Linked DNA regions of Homo sapiens: region 2 is linked to region 1. Evidence: read pairs that join two places in POLR2A ChIA-PET (ENCODE). Cell type or tissue: Caco-2. All regions are shown on one strand.

The links. Peaks named below come from ENCODE experiments on the same cell type or tissue, not always from the same donor. Only the 100,000 strongest peaks of a DNase experiment are listed, where the experiment ranks them.
Region 2: POLR2A ChIA-PET joins it to region 1 with 13 read pairs; 2 of 35 experiments call an interaction of 5 or more read pairs at or near these places.

The regions. Positions count from the first base shown.
Region 1 is chr20:47,173,090-47,181,089 of GRCh38, reverse strand. EYA2 (EYA transcriptional coactivator and phosphatase 2) reads right to left here. Exons shown (of 16, transcript NM_005244.5): 13 at 1,178-1,292; 14 at 154-275. Among named protein-coding and RNA genes, the nearest start is that of MIR3616, 10 kb to the right of the region's middle. In Caco-2, a CTCF peak has its summit at 7,081; a DNase peak (open chromatin) is centred at 7,156.
Region 2 is chr20:48,281,477-48,289,476 of GRCh38, reverse strand. It overlaps LOC124904924 (a long non-coding RNA gene), which reads right to left. Exons shown (of 2, transcript XR_007067634.1): 2 at 7,280-8,000. Among named protein-coding and RNA genes, the nearest start is that of LINC00494, 74 kb to the left of the region's middle. In Caco-2, no CTCF peak of the experiment used is centred here; DNase peaks (open chromatin) are centred at 2,076, 3,706, 4,426 and 6,444.

The sequences.
Region 1 (8,000 bases):
CTATGGGGGCTGTTTTGGGAATCTGAGTCATGGCCATAGGCACACTCCATCCATTTCTGTGGTGTCATGTTCCTTAAACACCCCATTCCCAGGATGGAAAGCTAACCCCACCCTCCAACCCTGTATCCCCGCCGAGGTGTGGCTTCTCCCTACCTGTCTTGGTTGCACTGTAGATGTTCTCAATAGGAAACACAGACCCCAGGCCATATAGCAGGACTTTGGCCAGGGCAGGAATTAGTTGAGTGGTGGTGACCAGCACATTGACACAGTTGGGCCTAAGGACAAAGGAGACTGTGGATCAGAACTCAGAGGGACCACAAGGCCAGGCCTCCTCTTGCTGCATGAGCCTGCAGTTGGCGGGAAATCTGGTAGGCTTGGAGGCTATGGCTGTCATCTTCAGGTATGTTAGGGCCCAAGGATTCTCAGGCTGTTCCTCTCTTTTAAGCCTGAAGCTGCCTGACATAGTGAAATGTAGTATGGGGGGAATACTTTTCTTATATAAAAAGCAAATGTTTATTGCAAGGGCCATACACTTAAATAGTTGCGGGTAATGTAAATGAGTGATATGGAACAAGTGTAGGACAAGAGGGAGAGGTGGGGAATAGAGTAAGCTGGAGCCTGCATGCCAGTTCTCATCTTTTGGGAGAATCCAGAAACCTGGAAACCTGTTGGGCCCTGAAAAGTCTCTGCCGCTATTAGCTCAGCTATGCTCCAAGGTATCCACTGAGCCTTGTGCACTTAAGCTTTATTAAATATTTGGGCTGGGAGTGGTGGCTCACACCTGCAATCCCAGTACTTTGGGAGGCCGAGGCGGGTGGATCACCTGAGGTCAGGAGTTCGAGACAAGCCTGGCCAACATGGTGAAACCCCATCTCTACTAAATACAAAAATTAGCTAGGTGTGGTGGTGCACACCTGCAATCCCAGCTACTCAGGAGGCTGAGGCCGGAGAATTGCTTGAACCTGGGAGGGAGAGGTTGTGATGAGCCGAGATCACGCTACTGCACTCCAGCCTGGGCGACAGAGTGAGACTCCATATCAAAAAAAAAAAATATTTGGAAAGTGTACAAGTGAGAGTTTGAGGAGTCCAATTCTCCCAAGTGTGGACATGCAGGAGCCACCACTGTCTACTGCGAGAAAGTTCAGTGGCACAGAGGAAAATGAGGGCTGCCACTTGCCGGGAGTTGATGAGGTTTAGTGCCTTCAGGGAGTGGGTCAGCCAGAGGTCTGTGAGAGCTTCCAGCTCAGCTCGGAGCTGTAGCCAGGTCTCCCTTTTGGGAGTGCCTATCAACCCTGTGGACAAAGGAAATAAAGATGTAGTCATCGTATTAGAAAGATCTGGGGGATGAAGGTAGGGAACAGGAATCTAGCTACTGTACCCTGAGGGTTAAAATCAGATGACAACCCAAAGTAAACTTCAATCCAGTGGCTTCTCTCAATCTTATCCTGAGATCAACAGATTGATAGATTAATCCATCCACTGACTGATTCACCCATCCACCCATCCACCCTTCCATTCATCCATCCATCCATCCACCCACCTATCCACCCATCTATCTACCTACCCACCTATCCACCCATCCATCCACCCAATATCCATCCATCCACCCATCCATCCATCTGCCCAATATCCATCCATCCATCCACCCACCCACCTATCCACCCATCCATCCACCCAATATCCATCCATCCACCCATCCATCCATCCACCCAATATCCAACCATCCATCTATCCACCCACCCACCCATCAATCTACCCACACACCCACCCACCCATCAGTCTACCCACCCACCCATCCACCCATCCACCCACACACCCATCCACCCATCTACCCACCCACCTATCCACCCAACCACCCATCTACCCCATATCCATCCATCCATGCATCCAACAAAAAATTCAGGAGTACCTTCTAAGTACTTGATATTGTAATAGGCACTGAATGTACAGATATGAACAAAAATATGCAGATTATAGAGCTTATATTGTTATGGTGGAGACAGGGAATTAATAATAACATAAAAAATGATGAACATTTTTGAGTGCTTATGTGCAGGGCTCTGCTTTTAACATGATTTATTTCATTCTCACAATGACCATAGAGGTGGACACCATTTTTATTTCTATATTTTTAGGTAAAGAAACAGGCTTTGTGATGTTGACTGACTTGCTCACCATAGGGAGAAAATAATAGACACCTATCCACCCATCCATCCACCTACCCACGTATCTACCCATCCATCCACCCAATATCCATCCATCCACCCACCCACCCATCCACCCATCTACCCACCCACCCATCCACCCATCCACCTATCTACCCCCACATTCATCCATCCATGCATCCAACAAAAAATTCAGGAGTGCCTTCTAGGTGCTTGATATTGTAATAGGCACTGAATGCACAGATATGAACAAAAATGGACACAGGTCCGGCACCCAGGCAGCTGGCTTCCAGAGCTACCCTGGGTATTTCTCAACCTGCCATTCTCTCAGCCTTCAGTAGCTTTAAGATAAAGTTCAAAACCCCCAGCAGCATGATCCTGTCCCTACTGAGTTTCATCTCCTGCCGCTGTCTTTCCATTCCAGCCTGGAGGCCTCGTTTGTTCCCTGAAACACCAAGTGGACTCCTGCCCCAGGACCTTTGCACACCTCATTTCAGAACATGGACCACTCTTTTATCTCATCTTCTGCTTTTGCCTGGCTAAATCCTTCACACTCTGCATTTGGGCCTTGTCTTTTTTTTTTTTTTTTGAGACAAGATCTTGCTCTGTCACCCAGGCTGGAGTGCAGTGGTGTGATCAAGGCTCACTGCAGCCTCAGTCTCCCAGGTTCAAGCAATCCTGCAATCCTTCCACCTTAGCCTCCTGAGTAGCTGGAACTACAGATGCCTGCCACCATGTCCGGCTAAATTTTGTATTTTTCATAGAGGTGGGGTCTTGCTATGTTGCCCAAACTGGTCTTGAACTCCTGGCCTCAAGCAATCCTGCCTTGGCCTCCCAAAGTGCTGGAATTACAGGTGTGAACCTCTGCATCCTGCCTTACGGCCTCATCTTAAATGTCATTTGTTCTGGAAGGTCTAACCTGATCTCTCCAGGCTGGGTCAGGTCCCTTTAGTTTATATTCTCCCAACACACTGTAGCTCTTCTTCACAGCACTTCTCACAACTCTAATTTTAAGTGTATCTGTGTGACGATGTGTTTGGCATCTGCCTTGGCCATTAGGCTATTCACTCTAGGGCAGAGGGCAGGGACCAAGTCAGTCTTGTTCGCCATCATAGCAGCAGTTTCTGTAGCAGGGGCTGGCCTGTGCTTGATGCTCAATCAGTATTTGTTGAAGGAAGAATGAATTAATTAGGACAAAATGCTGCCTGTGCTATGGAGACATCGTCTTCTCTACATAGAAGAGCCCAGTGTCCAAACTGGGCCTTATGTCATCTGGACACCGCCAGCTCTCTCATCCTGTCCTGGACCACGTGCCCCCTCACTCCAGCTATTCAGCTATGCTGGCCTTCTTTATCTTTCTGAAAAGTGTCAAACTCTTTTTGTCTCAGAGACTTTTCATTTGCTGTTTGTGGTAGACACTTAGTTGCCATCCACTATCCATTTTTTTCACTTGTAATTAGTAAAAATATAAATACAAAAGGATCTTCTCATTAGTAATAAGAATCCTGATTTTGGCTGGGTGAGGTGGCCCACGCCTGTAACCCCAGCACTTTGGGAGGCTGAGGTGGGAGGATCGCTTGAGCCAGGGGTTTGAGACCAGCCTGGGCAAGACAGGAAGGCCCCATCTTTACAAAAAATTTAAAAATTAGCCAGGCATGGTGGCATGTGCCTGTGGTCCCAGCTATTCTGAAGGCTGAGGTGGGAGGATCACTTGAGCCTAGGAGGTCGAGGGTGCAGTGAGCCGAGATCATGCCACTGCACTCCAGCCTGAGAAACAGAGTGAGACCCAGTCTCAATAAATAAATAAATAAATACAAAGATAGAAGGGGCCAGGCAGGGTGGCTCATGCCTGTAATCCCAGCACTTTTGGAGGCCGAGGCGGGCAGATCATCTGAGGTCAGGAGTTCGAGATCAGCCTGGCCAACGTGGTGAAATCCCGTCTCTATCTCTACTAAAAATACAAAAATTAGCCGGGTGTGGTGGCAGGCGCCTGTATTCCCAGCTACTTGGGAGGCTGAGGCAGGAGAATTGCTTGAACTCGGGAGGCGGAGGTTGCAGTGAGCCGAGATTGTGCCACTATACTCCAGCCTAGGTGGCAGAGTGAGACTCTGTCTCAAAAAAAAAAAAAGAAAGAAGGATCCTGGGATCCTGGGCTCATAACACTGTAGAGTACTTGGCCAGCTTGGAATGCCTACAGCTTTTGTATATAAGAAAAAAAATACATTTCTATCTGGTTTAAGCCATTGTTGTTTTTTGTGTTATTTTTTGGTTGGTTGTTCTTTTACTTATGCAGTTGAATGTAGCTGAACTGATTGACTCTTTGCTTGTATTGGTCATTCCCCAGCTCTGGGCATCTGGTTATCATTATTAGAATCTCATCTAGAATATTTAGAATACTGAGTTCAAATAGCCCTTCCTGAGAGATGGACTCTGGGTCTACTATTCCAAGTATCCCCTGGCCACCACTGCCCACGCTGGGCTCTCTGCCATATCTGTTTCTTCAATAGGTGTGATCATCCTCGAAATGACTGAATTAAGAATTTAAAGCCGGGCATGGTGGCTCATACCTGTAATCCCAGTACTTTGGGAGGCTGAGACGGGTGGATCACCTGAGCTCAGGAGTTCAAGACCAGCCTGGCCAACATGGTGAAACCTCATCTCTATTAAAAATACAAAAATTAGCCGGGCATGGTGGCATGTGCCTGTAATCCCAGCTACTCGGGAGGCTGAGGCAGGAGAGTCACTTGAACCTGGGAGGTAGAGGTTGCAGTGAGCCGAGATCATGCCACTGTATTCCAGCCTGGGTGACAGAGCAAGACTCCATCTCAAAAAAAAAAAAAAAAAAAAAGAATTTAAGTGATTTGCTCACTTGTTGATGGTCTGTTTCCTCCACTCACTGAATATAAACTCTTTGAAAACAGGGACCTTGTTTCTTTTGTTCACTGCTGAATCCACAACCTAGGCCTTTGACGATGGACACGTGGAAGAATGAATGAATGAATGAATCTTCTTACTGCTACATGTCCCATCTTCTCATTAGTCTATCAACTCTAGGAGAACACACGGCCTCTGGTTTTCCTCTGTCTCTGCACCTTCCCCACAGACCCTTAGCTGGAACCCTCAGTAACAATACAAACTCACAAGGCTCAGCACTTTTCAGTTGACAAAGGGCTTCCCAACGTGCTGTCTTGTGTAGCTGGCTGCCCAACCACCCCTACTTTGCTCCACGCTGGGAAGTGTGCTTCAAGCTGTTTCCTCGGCGTTTTCCTCCAGGCTTGGCCTCCTTCCCACCTTCCCCAGATAACAAAAGTGCCACTTAATGAGAGCTTATGTGTGTCAGATGCCGTTCTGAGCACCTTTCCTGTGTGAATTCACAACATCCTGGCATGAATCCTTGTGTATATTGTGTATATTGCAGACACTATTAGCCATCTACCAATGATGCTGGGCAGCATCACTGGCCCCATTTTGCACACGAGGAGGAAACTGAGGCACAGGGAGGTCAAATAACCTGCTCAGAGCTACATGGGAAGTGGTAGATGGAAGGATGACATCAGGCTAAGGCCCCTGATTTCAACCCCTGCCTCCTAGATGGTGATTTACTAAGCATTTTCTCTATTCTGTATTTTGCAGATGCCTTTCTTCCGAGTGTACCTTCTAAAACACTTGGAATCGTGGGGATCTGTGGTGATCCCTGGGCTGGAAGCCACGGCCATGCACCTGGCTAGTTCTGTGATGCAGGAACAGCTGGGTTGGGGAAGGAGACCGGCATGCCGCTGGCTGTGGGCTCCTCACTGGCTGACGCCTTGGGTGCTCTCCCCTCAGCTATGGGTGAGCAGAGCAGCCTGACAAAGCCCTGGCATTTCCTGGGCCTTAACCTGGATGGGGAACAGATGCTCTCTGGCGGCCAACCCCATCCCTGTCTCACCTGAGTCAGCCCTCCTGCTCCCCTCCTCCCTCCGTGCAGGGCTGGGTACAAAGGCTGGGACCTGACCAGAGCTTGCTGCTTCACTCCTGCAATCAACACACTCACATCTGAGAGGCCACCAAGTGTGGCCCTGAAGGGCAGAGGTGGTGCAGTCACCCAGCCTGGGACTCCACTGTGGCCCTTCTGCCTGGGCTGTGTGACGCTGGGCAGGTTACTTAACCTCCGTCATCTCAGTTTCTGCTTTCAAGCAACACCGTTGATAAAAACATTTACCTTACAGGCATGCTGTGAAGAGTGAAGGAGCTAGTCCATGAAAACGGTGGCAAAACTGGCAGAGCGAGTGCTCCTTAAACATTAGCTACTGCCAGGACCGCGCTTAGCACGTGGGCTGCATTAGCACCGCAGCCATGAACACGACGGGAAGTCTGTCCCAAAGAACGGATGGGAAAGCTCCAGGGACAGTAGAAGACGCAGGGGAACCCGAGGCTCCCAAGCAAAACTGAGAGCAACTCGTGACAAATGCCACCATTTATTGAGTTCCCGCTGTGTATCAGGCATGGAGTCATGCCTTTTGTATGCACTAACAATAAATCTCTCAATAATCCAGGGAAGCAGAAGTATTTGTATTCTCCATTTCATAGATTTAAAGACTAAGGCTCATTAAGATGACCGTATGTATGTTGCCTAAGGCCACATAGCTAGAAAGTTGTAGAGCTGCGACTGGAAGTGTGTTCTGTCCAGTTTGAGAACCGGGACTCTATTCTTTCTAGGAATGGAGGGAGGGGGCCCTAGAAGTTTTTGGGGCCAATGTGTATATTGCAGACACTATTAGCCACCTACTCAAACCCTGCCCTTATGGGCCAGTGGTTGGTTCCAGGCACTGTGGCAACCAGGAAGACTCCCAGATGTCTCCTGAGGAGGGCGCAGTACCACCCCTAGTTAAAAACCTCTGTTCTAGAGAACTCCAGAATTCTCTAGACTACGGCTGAGCCAGCCTCGCCTTCAGTGCCTTCAGACTTCTTGTTTGGGGCAATGAGCAAATGTTCCTAGTACCTGAAGCCAGGGGGCGGGTCTCTCCTTGGCTGCACTTAGAATTCCCCAGGGATCTTTATGACTCCTGATGTCCAGGCTGCAGTGATACCAAGACCACCAGCAACTGAAACTCCCTGGGTGGTTCCAATGAGAGCCACGTGTGAGAACCAGTGACTTCTAGGGCTTCTTCAACTTTAATGCCTCCACAGTCACCTGGCGGGCTTGTCAAAAATGCAGATTCTGGGCCAGGCAGGTGGTGCATGCCTCTAATCCCAGCTACTTGGGAGGCTGAGGTGGGAAGATCACTTGAGGCCAGAAGTAGTTTGAGACCAGCCTGGGCAGCATAGCAAGACCTTGTCTCAAAAATAAAAAAAAATTTTTTAAAGCAGATTCTGAGTCAGTTGCCCAGGATGAGGCCTGAGACCCTGCACGTTTTTTTTTTTTTTTTTTTTTTTACGGGGTCTCACTTTGTTGCCCAGGCTGGGGTGCAGTGGTGTAATCTTGGGTCACTGCAGACTCTGCCTGCTGGTGACCCTGCACTTCTAACCAGCTCCGGGGGATGCTGATGTGGTTGGTCTGCGGACAACAATCTGAGATGCAAAGACTCAAGGCACAGGTCCTCCCGATTCCAGGGGGATTCTGGAATTCCAGAATCCAAGGGGGGATTCCAGGGCTGTGAAAACACAGATTCTGGGCCCCAGCGCAGAGTTTCAGATTTGCTAGGCCTGAGGTAGGGCCAGAGAATCTGCATTTTCAACACATCCCCAGGTGATGCTGTCGCTGCTACTTGGAGGACCACACTGTGAGAGCCTCTGGCTGTGGGTAAGAGAATTCCGCCCCCACGTCCACCCCGCGCCATTTGTGGCCTGAAGGAT
Region 2 (8,000 bases), 1.1 Mb before region 1:
CTGCAACACCTTCCTTACACTTACTTAAATCTTCACCCTGTGACTATTCCCATTTGGGACAAATGAGGCAGGCACGTGAGTATTTTCTCCCAAGTCACATAGTTGGGAGGTGGCAGAGCCTGCCCCAGAAGCTGCATGCTCAATTCTGCCCTGTGTTGCCTTTGGCTAAAACAAAATCAAACTTGCCTCCCATCATGCCAGCTGCTGGAATTCCACTGACTGTCCAAAACAAAGGAAGTGGAGCAGATCAGAGGAATGATCCATATTTGGAGATTGTTAAGGAGGGAAAACACCAATTTTGTTCTGTTCTGGTCTCACCCGTAGTACAAACATGGAAAGGTGCTTTCAACTCATCCATTTGTGTGCTTCCTCATGCAACAAATATTTGTGGAGCACTTACTATGTGCCAAGTACTGATGTGGGCACCATGTGACCTAACTCATAACTTTCACAGCAATTCCAGGGCATGGGTGCTCTGAGCTTGGTATCTCCCATTTTACAGATGTGGAAACTGAGTCACAGAGTGATGCACTCACTGGTTACTCACCTGGGTCCCCTTTGAATGGAAGCCACCTCACCTCTCACCCACGCTGTCACCACCGCACTCCACCCCAGGTCAAATGTCACCACCGCTGTGCAGACGCCCCTGACCTTCCTGGCAGAGTTCAGGACTCCCTCCGAGGACTCCCTTGGGCTCTTTCATTTTGCTCTTCGGGGCTCTGGTCAAATGGTGCTTAAAGTTTTATCTGCACATGTATCTCCCCTGTAGCCTGCTAGCTTCCTGAGAAGACAGACTAGCTTTATATTCCCAGGGATTGGCACAGGTTAGGGACTTCAGCAATGTTTGTGAATGAATAGGTGATTGAATGGATAGATTGTGGGACTTCAGTAATTCCTTGTTTGTTCTTTGTTTGTTTGTTTGTTTTAGACAGAATCTTGCTCTGTCACTCAGGCTGGAGTGCAGTGGTTTGATCTCGGCTCACTGCAATCTCCGCCTCCTGGGTTCAAGTGATTCTCCTGCCTCAGCTTCCCGAGTAGTTGTGATTACAGGCGTGCACCACCACACCAGCTAATTTTTGTATTTTTAGGAGAGAGGGGGTTTCACCATGTTAGCCAGGCTGGTCTCGAACTCCTGACCTCAAGTGATCTGCCCGCCTCGGCCTCCCAAAGTGTTGGGATTACAGTGTTGTGGGCCGCCGTGCCCGGCCTTCAGTAATTCCTATTAGTGCCTTAGGCGTTCCCTTGACCCTTGAGTATGTTTCTCTGTGCTGCTGAGAGAGAGAGGGTGATGCACACAGACACAGTGAGAGTGGGAGAGAATCACAGAGATGAAGACAGGCCGGGAGGCCCAAAGAAGACCCAAAAGAGAGGACAGGGAAAGGAAGGAGGACGGAGGAGAAGGAGCCTCCAATGCAGCTTAAGCCCCGAGGGTGGCGGTGTCAACAGCAAGGCACCTCTCCACCCCTCCCACCTCCCTCTAGGCACTGGGCCTCATGCCATTCATTGCACAGGCAAAGCAAACTCCTACCCCAGGGCCTTTGCACAAGCAGTTTCTTCTGCCTGAAATGTTCTTCCCCTAGGTCTTGACCTGGCTCTCTCCTTCTCACCATCTGTGTGTGTATTCGGGGGGTGAGGGGGAAGGGAGCTCAGAGAAACCTTCTCCAATGCCTTTCAGAAAGAACTCACCATAATTCTACCACAATCGCTGTTACTGTTTTTCTTTCAAAACCATTAGCCCCAGGTGGCAGTGTGCTATTTGTTAACTTGTTTATGTTGTCTACCCCATGGAGTGTGGCACCAGGCATGAGGGCTGGCAGGCTCTATTTAGGTTCTGCTTTAACCCCTGTGTCTAGTACATAGGAATTACTTAGTGAATATGTGTATTGGACATTGTGGATAAAGGAAGGAAAGAGGGAGGGAGGGAAGAATGAAAGAAAGAAGGAAGCTCCCAGCTGCTCTCCTTGCTAAACCCCACTGCAGAATGCTGTGTGCAGAGGCAAATAGAAATTGTTCAGGAAGCAGGCAGGAAAGCTGTGCCCTCTGCGCACTCTCTGTGTCGTAAGGGTCAAGGTCTGAATGCCGGCTCTTAGCAACTCTGGCCAAGAGGATGCTCTTCTAGAAGGAATGTGTCCTTCCTGAAGCAGCCAGGGGCCCGGGACAGGCTATTTGAGGCCTCCTCTATGCCTTATTATGGCAGAGACGGCTCAGAACTTTCCTCAAGCAACAAGAGAGAGCAGGGAAATACAGAACCAATGCAGACCTCCACGTGGGTGTCATCTCAGAGGAAGCAGCAAGGTCATCTGTCCCCTGCAAGGGAAGAAAGAAACCCTTTTCTTTGCTTTCATTTGTTCTGAGGCCTGGAACAGCAGCTGCACTTTTTTTCCTGGCAAGCTGGAGAATTAGGGCGGGCACAGATCTCCTTTAAAAGGGAAAATATTTCTCTCCATTCTCAGGAACCTCAGTCGAAAGGAAACACTCCTCACTCTGAGGCCTGTTTTGTGCCTTCCCCTGTCCATGCTGCAGGCCCCAGTCTCAGCCTCAGCACAGGTGACATTTAAGGGATGGCTCTGGAGCTGACCCCACTGCCTCTAGCATTAGGACCAGACCTCAGTTTTCTCTTTAGTAAAGAGAGCCTGATAATTTCTCCTCTCTGAAGACTGCTGTGGGGGTGGATGAACCCTTGCAGGCCATGAGGTGGCAGCTCCAGGGGACAGATGGCTGCCTGTGGGAATGATGCCCCGTGCAGCCAAATCTCCTCCTTCTTCTTTAAAGACAAATCAGAAATCTGAATGGTTTATCTGGAATCTCCCAACTGATTAAAAATAATGTCAATGACTTATGGTCTGCACTCAGTCAGTCTCCTTAATTATATAGAAGTGGAAAGAGCAATGAACTAGCAGTTAAAATGCTTTGTATTTGAGGCCCAGCTCTGCTACCTCCCAGTGGGGTAACTTGACCTTCCACCTTGCCAGGACTCAGTTTTCTCGTTGGTAACCTGGGGATACTAGCCACACAGTCAATGAACAATGGGTTGCTGCAACATTTAAATGAAATAATGTAAATGAAAAGACTTTGGGAAGTGCAGTTCATTCATTCACTTGCTCATTAACTCAAATAATAATCATTAGTGAACTATTTTGGAGCAAACACTGTTCTTGATCCCTGGGGTGTAGATAGACAGAGTAACATGGTCATTAAAGGTGAGGACGCTGAACTAGACTGCCTAGGACCAAAGTCAGGCTCTTTAACTCACTAACTTTGGGATAGGCAATAATAATACCTGACTGAAAGGGCTATTGTCAGGTTTAAAAGAGTTAATATATGTAAAGCATTCACAACATGCCTGGCACAGAGCAGCTGCTATAGAAGCTTTTGATCATAAAAGATCATTTTCTTTAACATCAACAGTGGAGAAGTTAAATTACACTTTAAGAAGACATAGCTGAATATCTTACCTTAAAAAATACTAGAAGGCTTAAAAGAATAGAGCAATGAACACTGGTGTAACCTTTTAGAAAGTTTTACAGCCACAATTCTTTAAATACAGAGTGAGGTTTTAATGATTAATCATTAACCATTGAGAACACACAGATATGTGGAATGTCTTAATTTATTAGTTGCTATGGTTTAGATATTTGTCCCCTCCAAACCTTATGTTGAAATTTGATCCTCAGTGTTGAACGTGGGGCCTAATGGGAGGTGCTTAGGTCATGGGGGTGGGTCCCTCATTAATAGATTAATTCCCTCCCTGGGGAGGACAGTAGGTTCTCCCTCTATTAGTTCCCCATATAGTTGGTTGCTAAAAGGGGTCTGACACTCCCCTCCGCCTTGCTTCCTCTCCCACTGTGGATCTCTGCACATGCCAGTTCTCCTTCACTTGCCCCCGTGAGTGGAAGCTGCCTGAGGCCCTCATTAGATACCCAGTCTTGAACTTTTCCAGACAGCAGAATTGGGAGCCACATAAATGTTTTATTTGTTGTTGTTGTTGTTAATAAATTGCCCAGCCTTAGGTATTCCTTTACAGCAACATAAAATGGAGTAAGACATTAGGGACAGAGGCTAAGGATTAATTCTACTGCCATTATAACACCTTAGGTTCCTTTTTATGAAGTGCCACTTTAATGACACAAATGACACATGAATACATTTCCCTTATTAAAAATAATGAAAACATTTGCATGAGGCTCAAGTCCTCTTTGAAATCTGGTGTTATTCTGCAGTAACATAAAAGGGAAAAGCCGTAATTTCAGTAGCTTCAAGAAACAAGGATTATTTATTGTTCAAATCCATATCCATCTCAGGACAGTGGGGATGTCTACTCCACAACACTTTCACTCATATGCCTGTGATGGCAGCTCCTCCGCTATCTAGGATGTGTCAGCAAGGTAAGAATGCAAAACATTTACAGTACTGGATGGTAATGGCATCTTCCCCAGGCAACATACACACTTCCCATCACATTCCATTGGCTAGAACAGATCACATGACCACCCCCAACTTCACAAGGTGAAAAAATGTCAATCTTACCATGCACCTGACTCCATCGCTTACCAGCCACATGATTTTGGGAAAGTCACTGAATTTCTTTGTGCCTCAGTTTCCTCATGTGTAAATCAAGAAGAGAAATGTGGCACTTATTTCAGAGGATTGATAAAAGAAGTAAATGACATTAAAAATGTAAAGGGCTTAGAAAGGTGCTCAATAATATTAGCTATGATGAGAAGGAGGAAGATGATAAATAAATCTTTGTGTATGTTTAAGAGTGATCCATAAATAAATCCATAAATAAATCTTTGTGTATGTTTAAGAGTGATCTCATACTGTGGTTCTGTCCTGTAATCTATACGTGGCTGAATCTTCAATACTAGTAGAAAGAATACTCTTTGCTGTATTCTATAATTTTAGGGCATATGTGTATATATACACACATACATATTCATATATATGCACATATTCAATGTACAGATGGTCTCCAACTTATGATAGTTTGACTTACAATTTTTCAACTTTATGATAGTATGAAAGTGATATGCATTGAGCAGAAACTGCATTTTGAGTAGCCGTACAACCATTCCGTTTTTCACTTCAATAAATTCAATAAATTACATGAAATATTCAACACTTTTTAACAAAATAGGCTTTGTGTTCGCTGATTTTGCCCAACTATAGGCAAATGTAAGTGTTCTCAGCACATGTAAGGTAGGCTAGGCTAAGCTACGATGTTTGGTAGGTTAGGTGTATTAAATACATTTTTAATTTAATGATATTTTCAACTTTATGATGGGTTAATCAGGATGTAACCTCATTGTAAATTGAAGAGCATCTGTAGTATAACGTAATACAATAAATATACATGCAAAGTACCTCTTTCCTTCTGTTTCCACGAAACCTGACTGACATACAGTTTTACTGCATTTAGCCTGAGTCCAGAGGCACAATTCACAGAGCAAACAATGGGTTCATGTTCGGTATTTCCTGATGTGGTCAAGGGAGCAGGGCTGTTCTTGGCAGGCAGTTCTCGCCCACGTGCTAGCTGGCCCTCGGCTGGCTGATGTCAGAGACAACACATGGGTCAGGGAGCTCAGATGCTTGAATGGTGACACAGCTGGAACCCCAGTTAGTACATGAGAGAGGAAAGCAGAATGAGTTGAGGTCAGTAGAGGGCACGTGGGACAGGTGTCGGAGCTGAAGTGTGGAGAAAGGGAGGGATGTGGGCAGAAGCCAAGTTCTGGTAGCAGAGGCTCTGAGAGCAGCCTGCATTTGTGGTGGTGGGGGCAGAGGTCGGGACTACTGCGATCCAGGCACCCAAAGGTCAGTAGAGTCAAAGGGCTCAAGGACTTCGGGTTGACTCTGGATGATGACATGCCCGGATGGGCGTGAGTGGACAGGTGCCTTGTACCTGCGGAGTGATATGGTTTGGATGTTTGTCCCCTTCAAATCTCATGTTGAAATGTGACCTCCAATGTTGGAGGTGGGGCCAGGTGGGAGGTGACTGGATCATGGGGGTGGATATCTTGCCAAGGGCTGAGCGCCATCCCCTTGGTAATGAGCGAGTTCTTGCTCTGAGAATGGATTGTTTACAAGAATATGGCACGTCCCCCGCACCTTGCTCCTTCTCTCACCATGTAATGCCCCGGCTCCCTTTCACCTTCCCCTATGATTGGAAGCTTCCTGAGGCCTCGTGAGAGGCAGATGCTGGCAACACACTTTCTGTACGGCCTGCAGCGCCACGAGTGAATTAAGCTTCTTTTCCTTAAAAATTACCCAGCCTCAGGTATTTATTTACAGCAATGCAAAAACGGACTAACACACCCAGCATTCACCCCCATGCTTCTGAAGCCACACTCTTGAGCTTGCTCTAGAAAACACAGCTTTGCTGGTCTCCGGTCTGTGCCAGGGTGATCATGTGACTCAGGCTTGGCCAATGAGGTTTCACATGACTCTGCCCACAATGATTGGTTCAGGAATGGCACGTGACCGAGTCAGAGCCAATCAGACCTCATCCTGGACCTCTGCTGGGGGACAGGGTGGGAGGTGTAAAACTGAGGCTTCTGAGCCACCAGGGGATGGCATCTGTCTCAGTGCAATTTCAATCCAGCAAAGTCACTCTGAGACAGATAGAAATGTGATAACAAGGTTTTACCCTCTGGAATTGGATGTGCCCAAGGCCAGCTCTATCACTGGCTTTTCCTTGGCAGGAGGCCATAGATTCTTTTCCTTATCTGAAGCCAGGTGGACTTGGGTTTCTGGCCACCTACAACCAAGTGTATCCTGGTAGCTAGAATGTGCCTCTTTGAAGACTGATGTTCATTGTCTTAGAGTGGAAAAGTAGACTGGCCACCCTGCAAATACTCTTGCAGACTTTCCTGGTCCATCTAGAAAAAATTCTTTTAGCTTCTCAAAAATTGCAGTTTACTTCCGTGCTCCCGAAGAAACCCAGTGTTAATTCATCCTTGAAGGGTACATGTCTTTGGAAGAGCTTTCCATGGCCTCTAATGTCAATTTTCCTTTTGATAATTTGTCTCTGCAGTATTAATGTCCAATGCAGTTTCATCCCCATCCAGCCCACCCTAAAATCGCCATAGTAGCCAATCATTGATTGATTTGCTTTCTTTTTAAAATAAGTCCTAGTTGAACCCCTAAAGTGTGTTTACTTTGAATGCATTACAATTGTACTTATCAAATTAGAACTGTATTACTCCCCCTTAAGTTACCTTGAAAACAAAATCAATAGTTTATTTAACCAGAATCAAGAAAAGAAAAAAAATACCCCGAGGAATCTGTGTAATAAGTTTTACTTGGAAAGAAACAATGTGGATAAACATGGAGAAAGCATTTCAGTGTAAAGCAGGGTGTATGGGTAGCTTGGAGGAATAAACAGGCACCAAATTTAATACTGTTCATTTCTGTGCACCTTCTTATAAATAGCAGGCCTTTGTCAAGCATGGGTTGCTTTCTGAGCAAGCAGTAGAAATAAACAATCGTATGACATTTTTAATAGTGACAGCAATTGGATTTAATGCAGGTATTTATACTATACTATTCTTTAAGTAAATATTTGAGACCCTTACAAAATTGGGCTGCTCATCAGTGCCTCCAACTTGGACTATAGGGACAAAATGTGCTCTAATTCAGATACCACCAGTTAGGCTCCCTGTGTGTGTTTTAAATTTGCAATTCCTCCGGTTTTTCTGTCCCCAGGTCGTAGCTCCTCAGTACTGAGCAGAAATGACAATTCCCCATGGAGTGACAGATGTGGCCCAATATCCTCTATGACCTGAGACTTCCCATCAGTTAATCTCCAGCTGGCACTTGGAAAATATCTGATTGTAATCAGGAGGTGCATTCTTCAAGGACTGATGAGCGTCTCCTGGGGGATGGATGGTTGGATGAAATCTGAACGCAAGAGGAAATCAGAGAGTTGGCTCTTTTGCCAGCTTCTAAATCTATCTTTTCCAGGTCTCCACATGCTGGTCCTAGAGGTCATAGAATTCTAGAGT